Linked DNA regions of Homo sapiens: region 1 is linked to region 2. The links are chromatin loops, found by intact Hi-C in ENCODE. Cell type or tissue: OCI-LY7. All regions are shown on one strand. Region 1 overlaps ITGB4 (integrin subunit beta 4). Region 2 overlaps MYO15B (myosin XVB).

What was found. Peaks named below come from ENCODE experiments on the same cell type or tissue, not always from the same donor. Only the 100,000 strongest peaks of a DNase experiment are listed, where the experiment ranks them.
Region 1: it touches region 2 in a loop (9-fold over the local background); 89 of 110 quality-filtered maps call a loop at or near these places.

Annotation. Positions count from the first base shown.
Region 1 is chr17:75,747,875-75,752,874 of GRCh38, forward strand. ITGB4 (integrin subunit beta 4) reads left to right here. Exons shown (of 40, transcript NM_000213.5): 27 at 967-1,171; 28 at 2,237-2,394; 29 at 2,806-2,986; 30 at 3,100-3,237; 31 at 4,300-4,482; 32 at 4,572-4,703. It also overlaps a transcript of GALK1 not described here. Among named protein-coding and RNA genes, the nearest start is that of GALK1, 15 kb to the right of the region's middle. In OCI-LY7, CTCF peaks have their summits at 118 (motif pointing left), 325, 2,205 (motif pointing left) and 2,413 (motif pointing left); DNase peaks (open chromatin) are centred at 107 and 2,167.
Region 2 is chr17:75,617,911-75,622,910 of GRCh38, forward strand. MYO15B (myosin XVB) reads left to right here. Exons shown (of 64, transcript NM_001395058.1): 42 at 1-12; 43 at 216-275; 44 at 1,233-1,308; 45 at 1,448-1,566; 46 at 1,771-1,889; 47 at 1,969-2,110; 48 at 2,336-2,447; 49 at 2,557-2,726; 50 at 3,121-3,266; 51 at 3,435-3,498; 52 at 3,591-3,660; 53 at 4,094-4,170. Among named protein-coding and RNA genes, the nearest start is that of SMIM5, 13 kb to the right of the region's middle. In OCI-LY7, a CTCF peak has its summit at 2,224 (motif pointing right); a DNase peak (open chromatin) is centred at 2,281.

The DNA.
Region 1 (5,000 bases), 130 kb after region 2:
TTTTTTGTTTGTTTGTTTTACAACTATGGGTCTCACTTTCTGAGTTGGGTGGCATGAGGTTGCCTCCCCAGCCATCGCCCTGGCTGCTGCGCCTGGAATTGAAATCTTGCCCTGAAGTGCCACCTAGTGGTCTTCTATGTGAAGGATTTTCTTTTTCCTCCCAGTTCTTATCCTGGAAAGCTCAGGCATGCTCCACGGCACTGAAAGGAAGATGGGTGGCTCACGCCTGTAATCCCAGCACTTTGGGAGGCCAAGGTGGGCGGATCGCTTGAGGCCGGGAGTTCAAGACCAGCCTAGGCAACATAGGGTAACCGTGCCTCTACAAAAAAAAAAAAAAAAAAAATAGCCAGGTGTGGTGCACGCCTGTAGTCCCAGCTACTCAGGCGGCTGAGGGGAAGGATGGCCTGAGCCCAGGAGGTCAAGGCTTCAGTGAGCTGTGATTGTGCCCCTACACTCCAGCCTGGGTGACAGAGTGAGACCCTGTCTCAAAAACAAACAAACAAACAGAAACGTGGCTGGGCATGGTGGCTCATGTCTGTAATCCCAGCACTTTGGGAGGCCAAGGTGGGAGGATCACTTGAAGTCAGGAGTTCGAGACCAGCCTGGCCAACATAGTGAAACCCCATCTCTACTAAAAATACAAAAATTAGCTAGGCGTGGTGGCAGGTGCCTGTAATCCCAGCTACTCAGGAAGATGAGGTGTGAGAATCATTTGAACCTGGAAGGTGGAGGTTGCAGTAAGCCGAGATCATGCCACTGCACTCCAGCCTAGGTGACAGAGTGAGATTACGCCTCAAAAAAAAAAACAAACAAAAAAAACACAAAAACCTGAACCTCGTGTAAGTACTCCACCCAGCAAGCAGGGATGGTCTCTGCAGTGTCCATGAGGTTGGGAGGGAGCGTGTGGCCATGACTCTTGCCTCAGCCCCCAGCCATGACCCTGACCCTGACCCCCTCCACTCCCAGGACTACATCCCCGTGGAGGGTGAGCTGCTGTTCCAGCCTGGGGAGGCCTGGAAAGAGCTGCAGGTGAAGCTCCTGGAGCTGCAAGAAGTTGACTCCCTCCTGCGGGGCCGCCAGGTCCGCCGTTTCCACGTCCAGCTCAGCAACCCTAAGTTTGGGGCCCACCTGGGCCAGCCCCACTCCACCACCATCATCATCAGGGACCCAGGTAGGCAGAGCCTGGGGGTCGGCTTAAGCAGGAGGAGAGGGAAGACTGGGGGGTCTCTCAACTAGGTCTGTCAGACTTAGCAAATCCAAACACAGGACGCCCAGGTAAATCTGAATTTCAGGTAAACAACATACACGTTGGTAGGATAAGTATGTCCCATGCAATATTTGGAACATACTTATCCTTTTTTTTGCAAAATGGGCTGGGTATACTGGCTCACACCTGTAATCCCAGCATTTTGGGAGGCCAAGGTGGGAGGATCACTTGAGCCCAGGAGTTCTAGACCAGCCTGGGCAACATAGTGAGACCTCGTCTCTACAAAAAATAAACAAATTAGCTTGGCATAGTGGTGTGCACCTGCAGTCCCAGCTATTCCGGAGACTGAGGTGGGAGGATCACTTGAGCCCAGGGGGTCTGGGCCGCAGCAAGCTGTGATCGCACCACTGCACAGCACCTGGGCCATGGAATGAGATCCTGTCCCCCAAGAAAAAATAATCTTGTTGTTTATCTGAAATTCAAATGTAACTAGGCATCCTGCATTTTATCTGGCAACCCTACAGCTAGAGAGGCTGTTGTCACCACACAATAGGAATTCTCCCATCAGACCCTGGCCCTTTGGCTTCAGCCTCAATTCCAACTAACATGCAGATGCTTGTGGAAGGAAGGAGTGGGCCAGTTAGTTCCTATCAGCCCTCAGCCTCCCAACTGGGAGAAAGCCTGCCAGGAAGATGGGAGAGGAGGGAGATACTCAGGGTACAGTGTGGAGATGGGGTGGGGAGCAAATGTTCTCATGTGGAATGTTCCCTGAGCTGCCAAGGGAGAAAGGGGCAGACCAACTCCCTCCCGCTTCTGTTCCTCCAGAGACCCTCCTGGGTCCTCCGCCAAGCTTGGCAGGATGCTCTATGTGGCAGCAATGGGGCACCACCAGGTCTCCAGAGACGCGGGTGGGCAGGTCTGAGTTGAATGCGCTGGGTAGAGCGCCCTGGGTGTTGAAGTGGGTCTCTGGCGCCCCCTGGTGGTGAAGGGGGATCTGAGTGGTTGCCCGGCCCCAACCTGACCCGTTAGATGAACTGGACCGGAGCTTCACGAGTCAGATGTTGTCATCACAGCCACCCCCTCACGGCGACCTGGGCGCCCCGCAGAACCCCAATGCTAAGGCCGCTGGGTCCAGGAAGATCCATTTCAACTGGCTGCCCCCTTCTGGCAAGCCAATGGGGTACAGGGTAAGGCGGGGGGCTGAGGGTCACGACAGGTGGATGGGCGGTCTGGCACCAGCACTCACAGAAGAGGTGGGCCGTCCAAGGCCAGGGCCCCCTGAGAGAGAGCAGACAGTGGAACCTAGCACAGGTGGTCAGAGGGAAACCCGGTCTGTGCTGGGAAAGAGGGAAGACCCATTCCTGAGTTTATCAGACATTTGCCCTCCTTCCTAGAATGGGGCCCCCTCCCACCCCCGCATGGGAGATACCCCCACCTGCTCTGCCCTAGTCCTGACGTGTGCACATGGCAGATCTCTCAGCCCCTCCCTCGGGCCTCATCTGTGCAAAGAGGACAGTAAGGGCAGAGGTCAGAGGAGGGACAGGCAGCTTGGGTGCCTGCTGCTCCCTGCTGACCAGGACCCCTGTCCCTGGGGGTAGGTAAAGTACTGGATTCAGGGTGACTCCGAATCCGAAGCCCACCTGCTCGACAGCAAGGTGCCCTCAGTGGAGCTCACCAACCTGTACCCGTATTGCGACTATGAGATGAAGGTGTGCGCCTACGGGGCTCAGGGCGAGGGACCCTACAGCTCCCTGGTGTCCTGCCGCACCCACCAGGAAGGTGAGGCCTCGCCATGTCTGTCCATTTGTCCCCTGGCTGCCCTGATGCCAGCATGCCCAGACCTCCCTCCCTCTGCCACTGACAGCACTCTTCCTGTATTCCCCGCTCCCTAGTGCCCAGCGAGCCAGGGCGTCTGGCCTTCAATGTCGTCTCCTCCACGGTGACCCAGCTGAGCTGGGCTGAGCCGGCTGAGACCAACGGTGAGATCACAGCCTACGAGGTCTGCTATGGCCTGGTCAACGATGACAACCGTAAGAACCAGATCCTTCTTTCCTGCCCACAGGGAGAACAGCCATGGAAGGGGAGGGGACAAAGCTGGAGGGAGCTCTTGGTCACTCCCTGGACCTGCTGTGCAGGGCACTCGAGGCCTTCATCCTGGTCAGCGGATAAGCCTGAGGCATCTTTAGGGTTTTGGCCAGATTTGGGCTGGGTTGCATTCTAAGACCAAACCCAGAAGGTTGCAGGGTGGGTGGTTACCTATGTGGAGTGAGGTCACAGGCCCAGGGGTACCCCTCCCCATGCAGGTAACCAGGGAGCTCACACGTGCATGGTTTTCTTAGGGTGAGAGGAAAGTTACCGGATTTAGCAAACAGAAATACAGGAGGTTCTGAATTTCAGATAGCACTTTAAAAGATTATTTTGTACATTGAGAGGCCGAGGCAGGTGGACTGCTTGAGGTCAGGAGTTCAAGACCAGCCTGGCTAACATGGTGAAACCGTTTCTACTAAAAATTAGACAGGCATGGTGGCTCATGCCTGTAGTCCCAGCTAGTCAGGAGGCTGAGGCAGGAGAATCACTTGAACCCAGAAGGCGCAGGTTGCAGTGAACCGAGATCGTGTTACCGCACTCCAGACAGGGTGACAGAGCCAGACTCCGTCTAAAAATAAATAAATAAAAAGGATTATTTTATACATTATTTTATCTAGCAGCCCGAGATCAGAGGTGCCTAGCAGAACAGTTATTTCTCCAGTCCTGGAAGGGAGGCAGGGTGGGCAACCCCTATGCGTGCCCTTGCCTTGTGTGGAGGCACCGTGGATATATGGGTAGAGGTGACATCGAGGCCAACTTGAGTCCAGCCCTGGCTCTGCCACTTACTCAGCAGAGTCCCTTGGAGGACTGGTGACATATGTCCACGCCAGTCATGCTGACGCTCAGGGCTCCGCAGGCGGCAATTCAGCAGTGGCTGGCTTTGCCTTGCTTCCCCAGCCCCTGGGTGCCATCCAGGGGATGCACGGCCGTCCTGCTGTGTCAGGGGTGGTGTTGGGACCAGGCTGGGACCTGGGTGACCCTCTGAAGCACTCTCTCTGCCCCAGGACCTATTGGGCCCATGAAGAAAGTGCTGGTTGACAACCCTAAGAACCGGATGCTGCTTATTGAGAACCTTCGGGAGTCCCAGCCCTACCGCTACACGGTGAAGGCGCGCAACGGGGCCGGCTGGGGGCCTGAGCGGGAGGCCATCATCAACCTGGCCACCCAGCCCAAGAGGCCCATGTCCAGTGAGTGGTGGGCAGGGAGGTGAGGGGCAGACCGGGCAGGGGGGCAGGGGGCAGCAGCCAGGGCCCTGGCTCACTCCCCTGCCCTGCAGTCCCCATCATCCCTGACATCCCTATCGTGGACGCCCAGAGCGGGGAGGACTACGACAGCTTCCTTATGTACAGCGATGACGTTCTACGCTCTCCATCGGGCAGCCAGAGGCCCAGCGTCTCCGATGACACTGGTGAGTGGAGACCTGGGACCCACAAGAGGACAGTGGGGGTCTTGGGTACAGAGTGAGTCCACTGGGTCCAGAGAGGGCAAAGGGGCCAGCAACTAGAGGACATGGAGGTTAAGGCAGCCTTGGACAAATGCAATGGAGTGCACATCTGTGCATGGGGCACAGGAACCAGTGCCTGGGGGACAGACACACACAGCCTTGTGCAAGCGCACATGAGTTCATGCCCACGGGACCACGAAGAAACACAGCTTCACAAGTTGAAGGTTCACCAGCTGTGCCATGCACACAGGACACTCAGGC
Region 2 (5,000 bases):
CTACGCAAGGAGGTGGGCATGAGGGTGGGGCCTTGGCCTGGCCTCTTTGGGCTGGCAGGGAGGCGGCAGGCTTTGTGCATCCCAGCCTGGGACCCCAGCATCCCCTCCCCACAGCCCACCATCTCAAGGCTGATTTTCCAGGCCTGGGAGGGCAGAGGCTTGCTGGGAAGAGGCACCAGACCCACCGATCTTTGCCCTTCTGTGCCCTCCTCCAGGTGTTCTACCCACGGGAGAACTTCAGCCATCCCTACTACCTGAGGCTCCTCTGTGAGCAGGTGAGAGCTGGCCCACCTGCCAGCCTGAGACATCTGCAGAGACAGCATCCTTCGTGCCCTTTGTCTAATGGCTGGGCCAGGTTAACACCACGTAGGGCATGTTGGCAGCCAGCACTGGGGGGCACTTCTGTGTGCCCAGACCTGCCTTCATTGAACCTTCACAACATTCCTGAGAAGTAGGGACCATGGCCAGGTGCGGTGGCTCATGCCTGTAATCCCAGCACTTTGGGAGGCCAAGGCAGGTGGATCATGAGGTCAGGAGTTCGAGACCAGTCTGGCCAACATGGTGAAACTCCATGTCTATTAAAAATACAAAAATCAGGCGTGGTGGCACGCACCTGTAACCCCAGCTACTTGGGAGGCTGAGGCAGGAGAATTGCTTGAACCCGGGAGGCAGAGGTTGTAGTGAGCCGAGATTGTGCCACTGCACTCCCGCCTGGGTGACAGAGCGAGACTGTGTCTCAACAACAACAAGAAGTAGGGACCATTATTCATCTAGTTTTATAGATAAAGTTTAAAAGCAAAGTGCGTACAGTGCACAACACAGGCTCTAGCACACAGTAGGTACTTAATAAATGGTTGTCACTTTGCCACCTCTGAACGCTCCCAGGAGTGAGCCTCTGTTCCCCCTAATTCTGCAGTAGCACCTGCCCCCTGCCCCGAACAATCTTGTATCTGGGCTGATCCAAGGGCAGTTACCACGGGGTCTCTGGGCAGTGAGTGAAAAGGGAGGGCTGGCAGTTGCAGGGGAGGGGACAGGTGAGACGTGTGAATGGAGGTGGCCCAAGCCCTCCATCCCTCCCTGCCCCACCTAGGCCCTCTGCTGAGCACACAGGCCATGGGGGCCAGGGCGCCCTCCATCGGCCTCCTCAGGTTTTCCTTCATGCATGTGGATGGCTGCTCTGGGGGTGGGCTCTGTCTCAGGACCTGGTGGTGACCACCTCGCTCTGCCCCCAGATCCTACGGGACACCTTCTCCGAGTCCTGTATCCGGATTTCCCAGAATGAGCGGCGGAAAATGAAAGACCTGCTGGGTATGGGTCCAGGGACCATGGAGTTGGGAGCTTGAGTGCTGGGGGCCGCGCCTGCCCTGAAGGAGGGAGCAGCATGGGAGCAAACTCTAGAGCCCCCTCTGTGTGAGCAGAGGGCAGCCTGGGTCCTTCCTGCCCACAGGAGGCTTGGAGGTGGACCTGGATTCTCTCACCACCACCGAAGACAGCGTCAAGAAGCGCATCGTGGTGGCCGCTCGGGACAACTGGGCCAATTACTTCTCCCGCTTCTTTCCTGTCTCGGTCAGTGGCGCTGGGGTAGGGAGTAGGGATGCCAGGCCCCCAGCCTGGATCCTGGGGTGCATGGGCACAGACCACAAGCAGGAGAGCCGGGGAGCAGACGCCAGGGGAAGGACAAAGCCCAGCCACTGGCCCTGGGCAGCTCCAGGGCATCTTGGGCAGTAGCAGGACCCAGGAGACTGCCCGAGACCCACCACCTTCCTGTAGGGCGAGAGTGGCAGCGACGTGCAGCTGTTAGCCGTGTCCCACCGTGGGCTGCGACTGCTCAAGGTGACCCAAGGCCCCGGCCTCCGCCCCGACCAGCTGAAGATTCTCTGCTCATACAGGTGCGCTAGCCCACGACCCTGGGCTAGAGGTGGGGGCAGGTGGCAAGGTGACCTCAGTTCATGCCCGATCCCTGCGCAGCTTTGCGGAGGTGCTGGGTGTGGAGTGCCGGGGCGGCTCCACCCTGGAGCTGTCACTGAAGAGCGAGCAGCTGGTGCTGCACACAGCCCGGGCAAGGGCCATCGAGGCGCTGGTTGAGCTATTCCTGAATGAGCTTAAGAAGGTAAGTGTGGGGCACGGGTTGAGAGGCCGGGCAGACAGCCCTCACCGATGCTGCATCTCCCTGTCCGTCTTCCCTGTGGGGGCAGGGGCTGGGAGTTTGGGCCAAATCCCTGGAAGTCTGGGGTGCTAGGTGGAGGGGCAGGCCAGCAGGGGGAGCAGGTGGGCAGGCAGGACAGGGAGGCACAGGCAGACTTGCTGCTCCAGGCCCTCGCCTGCTTGCCCACAGGACTCCGGCTATGTCATCGCCCTGCGCAGCTACATCACTGACAACTGCAGCCTCCTCAGCTTCCACCGTGGGGACCTCATCAAGCTGCTGCCGGTGGCCACCCTGGAGCCAGGTATCGCCAGAGGCCGGCAGGGGCTCACACAGGGAGGGCATCCACTTGGCAGAGGCTGCCCGGGGGCAGAGGGTCCAGTGGGTGAGCCACATCCCTGGGTGCCTTCCAGGCTGGCAGTTTGGCTCTGCCGGGGGCCGTTCCGGACTCTTTCCTGCCGACATAGTGCAGCCGGCTGCCGCTCCCGACTTTTCCTTCTCCAAGGAGCAGAGGAGTGGCTGGCACAAGGGTCAGCTGTCCAACGGGGAACCAGGGCTGGCTCGGTGGGACAGGGCCTCAGAGGTGAGGAAGATGGGAGAGGGACAAGCAGAGGCAAGGCCTGCCTGAGACTGAGGAAGGAAAGGGGTTTGACCACTCCCGAGGCTGCCATGCGGTGGGACCACCCTGCTGTCCGTCTCCTGTGGCTGCCCCTCTGCCCGCTCCTGATGGCTCGCCTTGTCTCTCCAGCAAGACTGTGCACTCCTTGCAGGCAGGGGCTGGGCTGGATGCTGCTCTTGTGTCCCACGTGGTACTTAGTTCAAGGCTGCCCCAGCAGATGCTTAATAAACAGCTCTTCACTTTCCTGGCTTCTGGTCTTGCTCCTTTGGTGTCTGGCTGGGGAGGGATGGGGCTGGGGCAGGACCCCTGGGACAGGGCACTGGACACTCAGGTGGCACCAGGTTTCTTGTGATCCCAGCGCCCTGCCCACCCTTGGAGCCAGGCACACAGTGACGACTCGGAGGCCACCAGCCTGTCCTCTGTGGCCTATGCCTTTCTGCCCGACTCCCACAGCTACACCATGCAGGAATTCGCCCGGCGTTACTTCCGGAGGTCCCAGGCCTTGTGAGTGCACTGGGCCAACCCCTGTGCCTGTCTGTCCTCAGTCTTCCTGAGAGAGAGCACCCTGCTCAGAGCCACTGGGCTGTGCTCTTAGCACTCTCCCTGCCTGGCTGGCTGGGATGAAGGCAGGAGGGCCAAACAAGCTGGGCTGTCTCCCTCTGCCCCCCACAGGCTGGGCCAGACTGATGGAGGTGCCGCAGGAAAGGACACGGACAGCCTGGTGCAGTACACCAAGGTGGGAGAGAGGCAGGGAGGGGTCTGGCCCGTAGATCTGCCCTCTGACCCCCACGGCCCCCCAGACCCATGGCCTCCTCTCTTTGGCCACAGGCTCCCATCCAGGAGTCGCTCCTCAGCCTCAGTGATGATGTGAGCAAGCTGGCTGTAGCCAGCTTCCTGGGTGAGTGGCCACAGGCATCCTGGGTCCCCATGTCTGCAGTGCCATGAACCTGGGTGTCTGGTCCCCTTATCTCCTTGAGCTCTGCCTGGCTCTGTCCCAGTCTGCCAACTCCGGGAAGCTCACTGGTGGTTCCTGGACCCCAGGGCCCTCACCCGCTTCTACTCCCACTCAAGGGTTGTGGGTTGTGTGGAGTCTGGGGTTGGAAGGCAGTCCATGGGTCCAGAGGATGCTATGTGCTGTGTGGGGCCTTGGATACCCAGGAGCCTCAGTTTCCCCATGAGTCGAGCTGCAACCAGCTGCCCTGGCTGGCATCTATGCATTTTGAGAGTGAGGCATCAGATGGCAGGTGAAGGCCCTGCACAGCAACAGCATGAGCCGGGGCCAGCCCCAGCACAGCCCCAGCTATGTGCCCTGTTTCTTATCGTGCCTGCAGCCCTGATGCGGTTTATGGGTGACCAGTCCAAGCCCCGGGGCAAGGATGAGATGGATCTGCTCTATGAACTGCTGAAGGTAAGCCTGGGCTGTGCGACCCCCAGCGCCTGTGCCTGTCCTCCTGTCTGGGCCTGAAGGAGATCCCCTTCTCTTGGTCACTGTCCTTCAAATCATTCCAAAGTATTTACTGAGCACCCATTGCGTGCAGGGGGGTGTGGCTGTGAAGCCAACAGGCTAAGTCTCTGCAGTGCTTACAATGAGATAACTTATGTGTCTGGGAGTGAGAGGTCACTGGAGAGTAAGAATGCAGGGAAGGGGCTGCTGCAGTGGAGAAGGCTTTGTGGCAGAAGCCTTCCTACAGGGAGGGAAGGAGTGAGCACGGGGTGACAGAGAAGGGCAGGCAACAGTTCAGATGTGGGGGGAAGCCTCGGCACCATCACGCACCGGGACCAGCGTGGCTGAGCCTAGTGAGCTGCAGGGAGAACGGAGGATGAGGATGGGGAGCGGATGGTGGGTCCAGGCCACCACAGGCCTTGTAGCCATCATTGGCCTCTGATTTTTGGAGAGATGGGAAACCACCAGAGGATTCTGGAGAGAGACTCGGCTTACATTTCACAGGGTCACTCGGCTGTTGTTTGAGATTCTGGGTGTCTAAGTTTAAAAGCAAAAGGAAGTTATTGCAGTGGTCCCAGGTGAGGGATGGTGCTGGCAGCAAGGGAGAAGCAGAAGATTGAGCCAGCAGAGTGTGCTGACCAATTGCATGTGGGCTACGGGAAGGAGGACAACTACTGTCTTCAAGGAGCAGGTCTTGGCTGGTGGAGGAAATCTGTTTTGGACACGTGAGGTCTGAAATCCCAGACTTCCCAGTGGAGGAGTCTGGGGTTCAAGGGAGAAGGCTGGAGGCAGGC